Regions from separate parts of the Homo sapiens genome. Here region 1 is linked to region 2. A link is an interaction called in ENCODE POLR2A ChIA-PET data of the cell type or tissue named here. Cell type or tissue: GM12878. All regions are shown on one strand. Each heading gives the region's core, and the rest is flanking DNA. Links, peaks and the distances in the headings are about the cores only.

The links. ChIA-PET counts read pairs that join two places held together with the same protein. Peaks named below come from ENCODE experiments on the same cell type or tissue, not always from the same donor. Only the 100,000 strongest peaks of a DNase experiment are listed, where the experiment ranks them.
Region 1: POLR2A ChIA-PET joins it to region 2 with 5 read pairs; 2 of 35 experiments call an interaction of 5 or more read pairs at or near these places.

The regions. Positions count from the first base shown.
Region 1 is chr17:64,571,346-64,578,302 of GRCh38, forward strand. SMURF2 (SMAD specific E3 ubiquitin protein ligase 2) reads right to left here. Exons shown (of 19, transcript NM_022739.4): 10 at 453-611. Among named protein-coding and RNA genes, the nearest start is that of CEP95, 68 kb to the left of the region's middle. In GM12878, for the core only: no CTCF peak of the experiment used is centred there; no DNase peak of the experiment used is centred there.
Region 2 is chr17:64,401,022-64,407,978 of GRCh38, forward strand. No RefSeq gene overlaps it. Among named protein-coding and RNA genes, the nearest start is that of PECAM1, 14 kb to the left of the region's middle. RefSeq lists enhancers at 3,647-3,756, 3,867-3,946. In GM12878, for the core only: no CTCF peak of the experiment used is centred there; DNase peaks (open chromatin) are centred at 3,000, 3,250 and 3,780; H3K27ac peaks cover 1,394 bases.

The DNA.
Region 1 (6,957 bases), core at 1,229-5,228, 170 kb after region 2:
TGTCACACTCTTACATAAATTTTGCTCAATAAAAGTAAATTATAACTGATGAAAGTAGATGTTCTTTCATTTTTTAAGAGACAGGGTCTCCATCTGTCACCCAGGCTGGAGTTGGGGTGGTGTGATCATAGTCCACTGCAGCCTCAAACTCCTGGGCTCAGGCGATTCTCCTGCCTCAGTTTCCCAAGTAGCTAGGACTGCAGGCATACACCACCACACCCAGCTAATTTTTTAATTTAAACAACTTTTTTTTTGTAGAGATGAGGTCTCACTATATTGACCAGGCTAGTCTCAAACCCCTGGCCTCAAGTGATCCTGCTGCCACGGCCTCCCAAAGCACTGGGATTAAAGGCGTGAGCCACTGTATCGAGACTCACATTTATTATTAAAAGCATCTATGCGTTTCATCATGTTTAACTCCCATTTTAACATGTATTGTTTCAAAAACTTACTTTAAAACTAAATGCAAGTTAGCAGACAGCCGAGGATCTGTAAATTGTGTTGTTCTGTTGTTATGGTCAACGAAATAAACTCTGCCTGTTGCCGTATTACGGATCTCCCATCCAGGAGGCAATGGACCAAGCTCTTCACAATTGATGTTGCTAAGATCCCTGCAAAAACAAATATAAAATAAAAAATACCTCATTGCTCGCCCTGCTGAACCAAGCAAGTGTAAATGACACAGAACAATTCCACAAAGTGTGAGAAAATGTATTGTTTCAGAAACTTGAGATGTTCAGCTGGAATCTTTAATTCCCAATGGTTTAACAAACTTTCATCTTCAAAGCCCAATCCATAAATGGCTCAGAAAAACTTATCACATAGCCTACATTTTTTAGTAATTTCCTAGGCTTTAATGTAATACAGATTTAAATTAATATAAAATCAATCCCAATATTTGCCAACATAAACTGTATTTCAACACGTGTTTGACAGGAAGTAATTTTACAAGTGTCAGTGACATAAAGAATTAAATGCTTTCTAAAATGTCCCTTCATTTCTTTACTATACCATAAAATTTGCATAAAATGTCCATTCCATAATTTTAAGCTCGCCAACAAAGCAAAACTGGAAATGTTACTGAAATTATGATCCTGAAAATAATCACAGCATATTTTTAAAGAATAAACTGCAATTCTAAAATCTGTAAAGTTAGTCAATGAAGAACCTGTTTAAGATACATTACCAAGAGTGCTCTAAGGGTTACCACTGCAATAAGAAAAGCTAAGATTTTTAATGGACCAAAGACTATTGCTATTATATTATACATTCTTAAAATACTAGTATATATAGAGAAGGATTAATAGGGCCTTAAAGAATGAGTTAAGGAGCTTCCAGGTTGGTGAACACACTGAGGTACTGGACGGTGGCCTGCCCAGAGAGGGCATGGTAGCTCCTTGCCCTCCCCCCATACTGTGTCCTAAGCATTGCTTCCATTTGGCTGTTCCAGAGTTGTAGCCTCTGTAATAAACTGGCAATAGAACTGCAAATTCTTATCCTCTACACTGTTAGAAAAAAATATTTCAGTGAAGCTTCCAAAGTGTGGAAATTGCTGTTGTCATCCACCAGAAGAGAAAAGTCACTGCCCTTGGTGACATAATTGAGACTGCGTGTAACAATGTATGATATGATCAGGTCATTTCCTGCCTTAAATGAATACTTTAGGTTACCAGAGCCATGTGTAAATACCAAAGAAACGACATACTCTGAAAGTGACCAAGCAAACTCAAGCATCTAGATAGTAAAACTGTTTTTGTGGTCCTCTTTTTATTAAAAAAAAGAGGAGGAGGAGGAGGAGGAGGAGGAGGAGGAGGAGGGGGAGGAGGAGGAGGGGGAGGAGGAGGAGGAGGAGGGGGAGGAGGAGGGGAGGAGGAGGGGAGGAGGAGGAGGGGAGGAGGAGGAGGAGGGGAGGAGGAGGAGGAGGAGGAGGGGGAGGAGGAGGAGGAGAAGATAAAAGCAGCATGTTTATGTAAATTTAAATTGTAACAGATAATTATAAGTAATCACAAATTTCATCAAAACCACATTTTAAAAGTTATACTAGAAAAATGTTTTTCCTGAGATGACTTCTCCTTAGTCACAGTGAAACCAATGATGGGCACACAGGGACCTATATTTGCCAAAGCAATCATTCTGACTTCTGCTATAGGTGTTCCAAGAGACTCCTGCTACAGAACAGCTAAAGTGTAGGAAAAAACACCATTTGAAACACTGCTAGTCTCAAAAGAGGCAAGGGAAAGTTCCAAGAATTCTCCTCAAATTTTAAAAAAAAGGGAGTTCGGGGGACTGAGTAAAGATGGTACCTGAGTGGCAGGTAGGCAGAAGGGCAGGCCAGCAGCAAGACTGGGATAGGAAACCTGAAGCTTCCTCCCCAAGCTGAGAACTCAGGGAGTTCAGCCTCCCAAATTCAGCCTCCCAAAGTGCTGGGATTATAGGCATGAGCCACTGCACCGGCCCCAAATAGATTTTTAATGGTTTAGAAATGAAAAACAGGAGCTGGAGGACATTATCCTTAGCAAACTAAAGCAGGAACAGAAAACCAAATATTGCATGTTCTCACTTATAAGTAGGAGCTAAATGATGGGAACACATGGACACATGGAGAGGAACAACAGGTACTATGGCCTATCAGAGGGTGGAAGGTGGAAGAAGGGAGAGGATCAGCAAAAATAACGAATGGGTACTAGGCTTAGTATCTGGGTGACAGAATCATCTGTACAACAAACCCTCATGACACAAGTTTACCTATAACAAACCTGCACATGTACCCCTGAACCTAAAAGTTAAAAAAAAAATTAAAATAAAAAATGAACAATTCTACTGATAAAATGTAGAATTTCATTTCATGTCATTTTATTTAGAATTTTATAAATCTACAGTCATACACGGGAGAGTGCTAAAGCACTGATTAAAAGAGCAAAACACTAGAAATAATCTTTATGTCTCACTGGGAGCTGGTTAAAGAAAAATGGAATGTTATACAGTCATACAAAGTAACACAGATCTGTATTTCAAGACTACAGTCACTCAGTATGCAATATAACAAATAACAAGGCATTAACCATTGTTTTAAAGAGAAATGCAAAACATGATGAAATGAGATTTCTTGGATAAATCTAGGTATCCTGGATATCTTTAAATAAAGTTTGTTTTAAAGAGTCTGACTTTGCAATTTTATAAATATCTTCGAATAGTGATATTGTAATAGAAACTAAATATTTATAGTATACTTTCATAAAAGATCTTCCATACAAAAGGCATATTTGCTAAAGGATCCTCCAAAACAAAAGATGTAAGTTTTTAAGGTAATTTGGGGGATACAGAATAAGAAAAATAATCCCAAGTGTTATTTCATAAAATCATCATTCAAAATACATGTCAATACTCAACATGAGATATTCTTAAAGCTTCGCAGAAATCCTTTACTCACTAATAAAAAACTGACATGTTTCCTCTGGAATAAGAGCCTGTTACCAACAGTGGTGCTGAAATCTGTCTCAATTTCAATTTCTGTTGCCAGCTTACATACTATTCTTTCAACATGTAACTCAAGGTCAACTTTCTCACTATTGTAAATCATTTAGTTAAAAAAAATGATCATTGTTATTCTATACATTTCCTACAAGTAATTTCTAATTAATTTAAAGAAAAGCTTATTATTGACCTTCAACTAGATAAACAGAATCCAAAAAGCTTTTTACAATTTATATAATAAAACTGATTTTGAAAAGTTAGGCCCTTGGATTTTTTTTTTCTTTTTTTAGTAAGCTTAAAAAAAAAAAAGTAAAATTTCCTCCCCACTACTTTTTATCTATTTATTTTTTTAGAGATGGGGTCTTGCTCTGTTGCCGAGGCTGGAGTGCCACGGTGCGATCTCGGCTCACCACAACCTCCACCTCCCAGGTTCAAGCAATTCTTCTTCTTCAGCCTCCTGAGTAGCTGGGATTACAGGCACATGCCACCATGCCTGGCTAATTTTGTATTTTTAGTAGAGACGGGTTTTCACCATGTTGGCCAGGCTGGTCTCAAATTCCTGACTTCAAGTGATCCTCCTGCCTCAGCCTCCCAAAGTGCTGGGATTACAGGTGTGAGCCACCGAGCCCGGCCCCCACTACTTTTTAAAAACTAACAGCTTATATTGTCAAGACATGGAAATGGCAACCTTGATAAAGTAATGAGTAATAGCACATTCCCTTGGTTGCCACCCTCAAAGAATTCTGAGCTCTATAACACAAAGTAAGACATTTTCATAATCACAGTTTTATTTATAAATAGAGAGTATCAAAGCAACCCAAGACTAGCTAGTCACATCTGTTTTTTATTCAAATACACAATAGAGTCCTGAGCATAAGCTTTAGGCAGGAAAAAAAAACAACCTTCTGTGGGTTGTTCTGGGGGTTTGTTTTGGAGGAGGGGCGCTGCTGTGCTTAACATAAAATATCCACATCCTACAAATCCTTTGTATGTGCAACATACAAAGTTGATTTAGAATTTAATTTAGAATTCAAGCTTTTTTCCAGTTGTAACTGGACTACTTGGTACTTTGCATCTGTTCATTAAAAAATAACTCAAAATAGGGCCAAGCATGGTGGCTCATGCCTGTAATCCCAGCACTTTGGGAGGCCGAGGTGCACAGATTGCTTGAGCTCAGGAGTTTGAGACTAGCTTGGGCAACATGGCGTAACCCCATCTCTACTAAAAATACAAAAATTAGCGGGGTATTGTGGCGCATGCCTGTAGTCCCAGCTATTCAGGAGGCTGAGGTGGGAGGATGACTTGAACCCAGGAGGCAGAGGTTGTAGTGAGCCAGGACTGCACTGCTGCTCTCCAGCCTGGACAGCAGAGCTAGATCCTGTCTCAAAAAAAAGAGAGGGAGGGAGGCAGGGAGAAAACAATGTTCCAAAAATTATGGTAAATCACTAAATTTATTTGTGTGTCATTTCATCTTTTTGAAGTTAAAAGTAATTGACATTTTGGTTAGGAAATGCAATATCTGCAGCTGAAATACACAAGTTTGGATATTTAAATTAAATTAGGGCCAGGCACAGTGGCTCACGCATGTAATCCCAGCACTTTGGTAGGTCGAGGTGAGCAAATCACCTGAGGTCAGGTGCTCAAGACAAGCCTGGACAACATGGCAAAATCCCGTCTCTACTAAAAATACAAAAATTAGCTGGGTATGGTGGCAGGTGCCTGTAATCCTAGCTACTCAGGAGGCTGAGGCAGGAGAATCACTTGAACCCGGGAGGCGGAGGTTGCAGTGAGCTGACATTGCACCACTGCACTCCCGCCTGGACAACAGAATGAGACTCCATCTCAAAAACATTAATTAATTAATTAAATTACGTTGTTTTCTAAAAATGGAATTTTATTAAGGAACACATAACAGAACATTGAATGCATTTATGAGGTTAAATTTTTCAAAGATTTTTTTTTAAGCTGAACCATAATTAAGAATATCAACCTACTACCCGTTTTTAAAGGGTATGTGTTCCGTTATTCCCCAGGTCAATTTTCTTTTTCTATCCTTTTTTTTTTTTTTTTTTTTTTTTTTGAGACGGGTCTCGTTCTGTCACCCAGGCTACAGTGCAGTGGTGTGATCTCAGCTCACTGCAACTTCCGCCTCCCACTTTAGCCTCGCGAGCAGCTGGGACTACACGAATTTTCTTTCTCTTTTTTTGAAATGGGGTCTTGCCCCAGCCATCCCATTACTGGGTATATACCCAAACGATTATAAATCATGCTGCTATAAAGACACATGCACACGTATGTTTATTACGGCACTATTCACAATAGCAAAGACTTGGAATCCACCCAAATGTCCATCAATGATAGACTGGATTAAGGGCACATATACACCATGGAATACTATGCAGCCATAAAAAAGGATGAGTTCATGTCCTTTGTAGGGACATGGATGAAGCTGGAAACCATCATTCTCAGCCAACTATCGCAAGGCCAAAAAAACAAACACTGCATGTTCTCACTCATAGGTGGGAATTGAACAATGAGAACACTTGGACACAAGAAGGGGAACATCACACACCAGGGCCTGTTGTGGGGTGGGGGGAAGGGGGAGGGATAGCATTAGGATATATACCTAATGTAAATGACAAGTTAATGGGTGCAGCACACCAACATGGCACATGTATACATATGTAACAAACCTGCACGTTGTGAACATATACCCTAGAACTTAAAGTATAATAAAATAAATAAATAAATAAATAAATAAAACACTAAAAAAAAAAAAAGAGAGAGAGAGAGAGAAATGGGGTCTTGCTCTGTCATCCAGGCTGGAGTGCTGTAGCACGACCAAGGCTCACTGCAGCTTCAACCTCCATGGCTCAAGCAATCCTCTTGCCTCAGCCTCCCAAGCAACTGGGACCACAACAGATGTGCTCTACCACATACAGCTGATTTTTAATCTTTGGTAGAGACCAGGTCTATGTGGCTCAGACTGGTTTCAAACTCCTGGGGCTCAAGTGATCCTCATGCCTCAGCCTCCCAAAGTGTTGGGAATACAGGTAAGAGCCACCTGCTTGGTGCCCTAGGACAAATTTCAAACTCCTAAAAGATCCATGTTTTCATTCCACTTTTTTTTTTTTTTTTTTTTTTGAGACAGAGTCTCGCTCTGTGGCCAGGCTGGAGTGCAGTGGCGTGATCTCAGCTCACTGCAAACCTCCACCTCCCTGGGTTCAAGCGATTCCCTGCCTCAGCCACCCGAGTAGCTGGGATTACAGGCACGCGCCACCACGCCCAGCTCATTTTTGTATTTTTAGTAGAGATGGGGTTTCACCATGTTGGCCAGGATGGTTTCGATCTCTTGACCTCATGATCTGCCCACCTTGGCCTCCCAAAGTGCTGGGATTACAGGCATGAGCTACCATGCCCTGCCTATTCCACTTTTTTTTAAGGGGAAGCAGGGGAGGGTGGCTAGGAACTGGTGAGGGAGGG
Region 2 (6,957 bases), core at 2,003-6,002:
TCGAGGTCATCCTGGCTAACACGGTGAAATCCTGTCTCTACTAAAAATACAAAAAAATTAGCCAGGCGTGGTGGTGGGCACCTGTAGTCCCAGCTACTCGGGAGGCTGAGGCAGAAGAATGGTGTGAACCCGGGAGGCAGAGCTTGCAGTAAGCCGAGATCGCGCCACTGCACTCCAGCCTGGGGCAACAGAGCAAGACTCCGTCTCAAAAAAAAAAAAAATCACAAATGTTTATAGAAGCAGTATTCACAATAGCCAAAATATAGAAACAACACAAATGTTCATCAACTGATGAATGAGCAAACAAAATGTGTTATAGCCATATAATGGAATATTATTTGGCAATAAAAAGAATAAAGTACTGGGCAGGGCATGGTGGCTCACACCGGTAATCCCAGCACTTTGGGAGCCCGAGGCTGGAGAATCGCTTAAAGCCAGGAGTTTGAGACTAGCCTGGGCAACATAGCCAGACCCTGGCTCTACCAAAAAAAAAAAATTTTTTTTTTCACCTCCCACCAACTTCTCTCAAAAAATTTTTAAAAATTAGCCTGGTGTGGTGGTGTGCCCCGGTAGTCCCAGCTACTCTGGAGGCTGAGATGGGAGGCTTGTTTGAGCTCAGGACTTTGAGGCTACAGTGAGCTAGGATTGCACCGCTGCACTCTGGCCCAGGTCATAGCATGAGACTCTGTCTCTAAACAACAACAACAAAAGGAACGAAATACTGATACATGCTACACTATAGATGAACTTTAAAAACATGCTAAGTGGAAGAAGCTACACATGAAAGGCCACATATTATATAATTCCATTTCTATGCAATGTCCGGAATACGCAAATCCATGGAGATGGAAAGTAGTTTGGTTGGCTAGGGCTGGGGGATTAGGCAAGATAGCTAAAGAATACAGGTTTCTTTTTGGGATAATGAAAATGTTCTAAAATTGATTGGGGTGATGGTTGCACAACTCTGAATATATGAAACACCATTGAATTGCACGCTTTAAATAGGTAAATGGTATGGCATGTGAACTATATCTCAATGAATCTGTTATTTTAAAAATTTTAGAGGGTATGTTTTCATTTCCTGTGGCTACAGTGACAAATACCCACACACTTCCTGGCTTAAAACAACAGAAACTTATTCTTTCCCCATTCTGGATCTAGAATAAGTATGAATGGACCAAAATCAAGCTGCCAGCAGGGCTACACTCCCTGCAGAGGCTCTGCGGGAGGAGAATCTGTTCCTGGCCTCTTACAGGAGCAGATTGGTGGCTGCTGGCATTCCTTGGTCTGTGGGTGCATCACTCCAGTCTTCAAGGCCAGCATCTTCAAATCTCTGCTCAATCTTCACATCACCTCTCTTCTGTGTGTCTAATCTCCCTTATTTATTATTTATTTATTTATTTGAGATGGGGTCTCACCCTGTTTCCAAGGCTGGAGTGCAGTGGTTCAATCACGACTCACTGCAGCCTTGACCACCAGTGATTCTCTCACCTCAGCCTCCTGAGTAGCTGGGACCACAGGCACACACCACCATGCCTAGATAATTTTTTAATTATTTGTAAAGATGAGGTCTCGCTATGTTTCCCAGGTTGGCCTTGAACTTTTGAGCTCAAGGGATTCTCCTGCCTGGGCCTCTCAAAGTGCTGGGATTATAGGCATAAACCAATGTGCCCCGCCTCCCTCTGCCTCTCTGGTAAAGTCACTTGTGATTGCATTTGGAGCCCATCCAGATAATCTCCCCAACTCAAAACTGTTAACTTAATCACATCTGCAAATCCCATTCTCCCACATGTTACAAACTGAATGTTTGCATCCCCGCGACAATTCACATGTTGGAACCAACTCCCCAGTGTGATAGTACTTGCAGGTGGAGCCTTTGGAGGTGGTTATGTCATGAGGGTGGAGGCCTCATGAATGGGACTGGTGCCCTTATGAAAGGGACCATAAGAAAATCCCTAGGCCCGGTGCGGTGGCTCACGCCTGTAATCCCAGCACTTTGGGTGGCCAAGGTGGGCAGATCGACGTGAGGCCACGAGTTTGAGACCAGCCTGGACAACGTAGCAAAATCCTATCTCTACTAAAAATACAAAAATTAGCTGGCATGGTGGCGCGCCTGTAGCCTCAGTTACTTGGGAGGCTGAGGCACGAGAATCACTTGAACCCAGGAGGCAAAGGTTGTGGTCAGCCGAGACCGCGCCACTGCACTCCAGCCCGGGTGACAGGGCAAGACTCCTTCTCAAAACAGAAAAAAAAAAAAAAAAGGCAAGAAAAGAATTCCCTAGTCCTTTCCATCATGTGAGGACACAGCAGAGAGACAGCCATCTATAAATGAGGAAGTAGGCCTCACCAGACACTGGAGCTGCTGGAGCTTTGATGCTGGACTTCCCAAACTCCAGAACTGTGAGAAATACATTTTTGTTGTTTCTTTTTTTTTTTTTTTTTTGAGATGGAGTCTCATTCTTGTTGCCCAGGCTGGAGTGCAATGGCACAATTTCAGCTCATTGAAACCTCCGCCTCCCGGGTTCAAGCGATTCTCCTGCCTCAGCCAGCTGAGTAACTGGGATTACAGGCATGAGCCACCATGCCTGGCTAATTTTGTGTTTTTAGTAGAGATGGGGTTTCTCTGTGTTGGTCAAGCTGATCTTGAACTCCCAACCTCAGGTGATCCACCTGCCTCAGCCTCCCAAAGTGCTGGGATTACAGGCGTGAGCCACCGCGCCCGGCCCATTTTTGTTGTTTCTAAGGCACCCAGTCCAAACAAACTAAGACACCATATAGGGCAACATTCACAGGTTCCAGGGGTCAGGGCCTGATATCCTTGGGGGTCATCAGCAGCCTACCACAGGGGTATCATGACCCATATTACAGATGGGGAGCTGAGGGCCAGGAGGTGAAACATCAACCAAGTTCCCAGCACCACATCTGCCTGCCTGTGTCTGCCTGGCTTGCTACAAGGCTTCTGTGACTGACCTTTTACAGCACCTTTCTGGGCAGAAGGCTCAGACCCAGTCCCTGACCTGACACACATGAGTCATGAGACCAGAGCCAGCTTCATAGATGTGTGACCCGTGCCGTCACAGGGGCCCTGTGCTCAGAAGCTGCCATGCTTGGTTTGATGCCTTGCTGTCGCCACCTTGAAATTCCTGATAATTTTGAATTTTCATTTGCACTAGACCCACAAATTATGTAACTGGTCCTACATGTGACACTGAGCAAGAAAAGGGAGAGTTGAGATGAGGTGGGTAGAAGCTGCCCTGCCCACGGCCTCACCTCAGACCTGAAAAGTACCTGACACCCCGATCCTGCACAGCCTAAATAATTGCATTGTTTTATATGAAAGAAGAACTAGACTTTTTTCCACTTTCGGTGGAAATTATAGGGAGGTATATTTCAGCCAGAACTGTGCAACACAGCAGGTAAGGAAAGTTTTGCAAATGTTTTAAAAGGCCAGATGAGACTGGGCATGGTGGCTCATGTCTGTAATCCCAGCACTTTGGGAGGCCACAGCAGGCGGATCACCTGAGGCCAGGGGTTTGAGACTAGCCTGGGCAACATGGCGAAACCCTGTCTCTATTAAAAAAATACAAAAAGGTCAGGCGCAGTGGCTCATGCCTGTAATCCCAGCACTTTGGGAGGCTGAAGCAGGTGGATCACTTGAGGTCAGGAGTTTGAGACCAACTTGGCCAACATGGTGAAACCCCGTCTATACTAAAAATACAAAAATTAGCCAGGCGTGGTGGCATGCGCCTGTAGTTTCAGCTACTCAGAGGGCTGAGGCAAGAGAATCGAGTAAACCTGGGAGGCGGAAGTTGCAGCGAGCCGAGATTGCACCACCACACTCCAGCCTGGGCCACAGAGCGAGACTCTGTCAAAAAAAGAAAAAAGAAAAAGCCAGCTGAGAGAGAGGGAGGTGATTCCTAAAGCTGCGGAGTCTCCTCTGGGCCCACCTGAGGCAAACCCAGCCTCCACCAAGAGGCAAGTTTTGTGTCAGTTCCCAAGAACTCCAGAAGCCATGTGGGCCACTCCTTCTTCTTTTAGGGGGAGAATGTAGCTGTCAAATATCTCTTCATCTTATTAATAAAGCTAACAAGGAGCCAAGTATTTGTCAAAACCAATGCCAGGGGTCAGAGCAGTGTCCCGCTGATTGCCACAGCTGAAGACAAAGGAAAAGGAAGGAAGACTGTCATCGTCAATGTGGTTGCCATTGCAAAGGTGGCTAGGTGGCCTCTGTCACTGTGGGCTGGGAATCATAGCTCTAGTCTGATGCTAAAAAGGACCATGCAACTGTTCATGGAGCGCACAAATGACTGCCCAGACAACATAAAAAAACAGCATCTGGCCGGGCACGGTGGCTCACACCTGTAATCCCAACACTTTGGGAGGCTGAGGTGGCCGGATCACTTGAGATCAGGAGTTCGAGACCAGCCTGACCAACATGGTGAAACCCCATGTCTACTAAAAATACAAAAATTAGCCGTGCGTGGTGGCACAAGCCTGTAGTCGCAGCTATTCAAGAGGCTGAATCACTTGAACCCAGGAGGCGGAGGTTGCAGTGAGCCAAGATTGCACCACTGCACTCCAGCCTGGGTGACGGAGGGAGACTCCGTCTCAAAAAAAAAAAGGTGTCTGTGTTCCCACTGTGGAAACCTAAGCAGATTGGCTGGACAAACTTTAGAATGACAGGGACCCCAAAAACAGAAAGAAAAGCAAAATGCAGCCTAGTCTATCCCCAGGGGCGGTGGGGTCGTCTGGGGACAACAGAAGGATGAAGGCCCAGGATGAGGCAGAAAGGAGCTGATCTGGGGGTGAGGGAAACAGGGAGAGACTGACTGGTTGACTTTGGGAGGGGTGTCAGGGACGCTGGGGCCACTACCATGACTCTGAGGGAGACACAAGTTTTTCATGGGTTTTTCTCTGTGCAGAGTGGTGTAAGTCTGCTCTCACATCTCCCTTCCAGCAACCTTCAAGCAACCTCTAGTAGAGATTTGAAGTGGGATTTCTTTCTTTTCTTTTTTCTTTTTTTTTTTTTTTTTGAGATAGGGTCTGGATCTGTCACCCAGGTTGGAGTGCAGTGGCACAATCTTGGCTCACTGCAACCTCCACCTCCTGGGTTTAGGCGATTCTCGTGCCTCAGCCTCCCGAGTAGCTGGGATTACAGGCATACACCACCATGCCCAGCTAATTTTTTGTATTTTTAGTAGAGATGGGGTTTTGCCATGTTGGCCAGGCTGGTCTCGAACTCCTGACCTCAAGTGATCCACCCACCTTGGCCTCCCAAAAAAGTGCTGGGATTACAGGCCTGAGCCACTGCCCCCGGCCTTAGAGTGGGGTTTCTGTTCTCATTTGACTGTGTCATGGTTCTGAGACGAATCCTCAGGTGAGAAAGCAACGGGCCTGGCTTCCTTGGGCTCCTCAGCCATGGCCCTCCCAGAGCCCACCATGCCTGGAGGACCCAGCATGGGCCACAGACATGCACCTTCATTCTCACAAGTTCATCCGAGAGGAGGAGGAAGGAAAAGCCAAGGAAACCCAAAAGGCAGGTTAGAGAAAGAAGTCACTCTGTGTCCGCAAAGAGCTCCCCTCCCCTGGCCCTGTGCCCTTCACTCTCTATAGGTCAAGGTTTTGCTGGACTGTTTCCAGTGTTTGAGCCTGAATCCACCACGCCGGGGCTCCCTGATGCACTAATCCGGTGTTCAAAGAAGGGAAGGGCTGTGTGGCCCTGAACCTGTGCCTACACAGCAGAAAGAATTCCAACCTTTCCTTATCAGACATAAAGTGGATCTACAAAGGGTCACATTAGAGAGTTTTCCTTTTTAAATGGCTCTACAAATGTTCTGAGGTAGGCGGCGGAACTCAACTCCAAAGGTAGGGCTTGGACACTGGACCAAATTGAAGACTAGCTAAACAGGGACTGAGAGAAAGCAGCTTTCCATAAGACACGCCCACCAGTGTGCCGTGTCAGTTTACCGTTACCATGACAACACCGGAAGTTACCACCCCTTTCCATGGCAATGACCTGACAACCCAGAAGTTACCACCCTTTTTCTAGAAATTTCTGTATAGTCTGGCCCTTAATTTGCATATAACTAGATGGGCACACATATGATGCAGAACTGCCCTGAGCTGGTGCTCTGGGCACACTGCCTATAGGGTAGCCCTGCTCCACAAGGAGCAGTCTGTCTGCTGCTGCTGTGCACTGCCGCTTCAATAAAAGTTGCTGTCTAACACCACCGGCTCCCCTAGCTTGCCCTTGAATTCTTTCCTGGGCAAAGCCAAGAACCCTGCCAGGCTAAGCCCCAATTCTGGAGTTCACCTGCCCTGCATCAGTTGCACGTAGCACAGTTTCATTAGTTTGGCCTTGAGGGGCCAAGAGCAATCCTGCTTTGCACCACCCACCATGAAAGGGAGCAGGAGCTGGCGGGGTGCGGTGGCTCACGCCTGTAATCCCAGCACTTTGGGAGGACGAGGCGGGAGGATCACCTGAGGTCAGGAGTTCGAGACCAGCTTGGTCCAACATGATGAAACACCATCTCTACTAAAATTACAAAAATTAGCCAGGCATGGTGGCAGGCACCTGTAATCCCAGCTACTAGGGAGGCTGAGGCAGGAGAATCACTTGAACCCAGGAGGCAGAGGTTGCAGTGAGCCAAGATCACACCACTGCACTCCAGCCTGGGTGACAGAGCGAGACTCCATCTCAAAAAAAAAAAAAGAAAAGAAAAGAAAAAAGAAAGGGAGGATGAGCTGCCCTGGGGGAGGTTTGTGGACTTCTGAACTCATGTGAGCCAAGTCTACCAAGCCTCAGCTCACCAGCCTGTAGATTGCTCCTCATAAGGCCACTGCGGGCCTCAATATCATAAAACTCTATAGGGATATGGGTCACGTTAAGTATTGTCCTTTGACCTCATATCAAATGAACAAGCATCAGGAAAAATTGTGAAAGGGTTTGAAATAGGC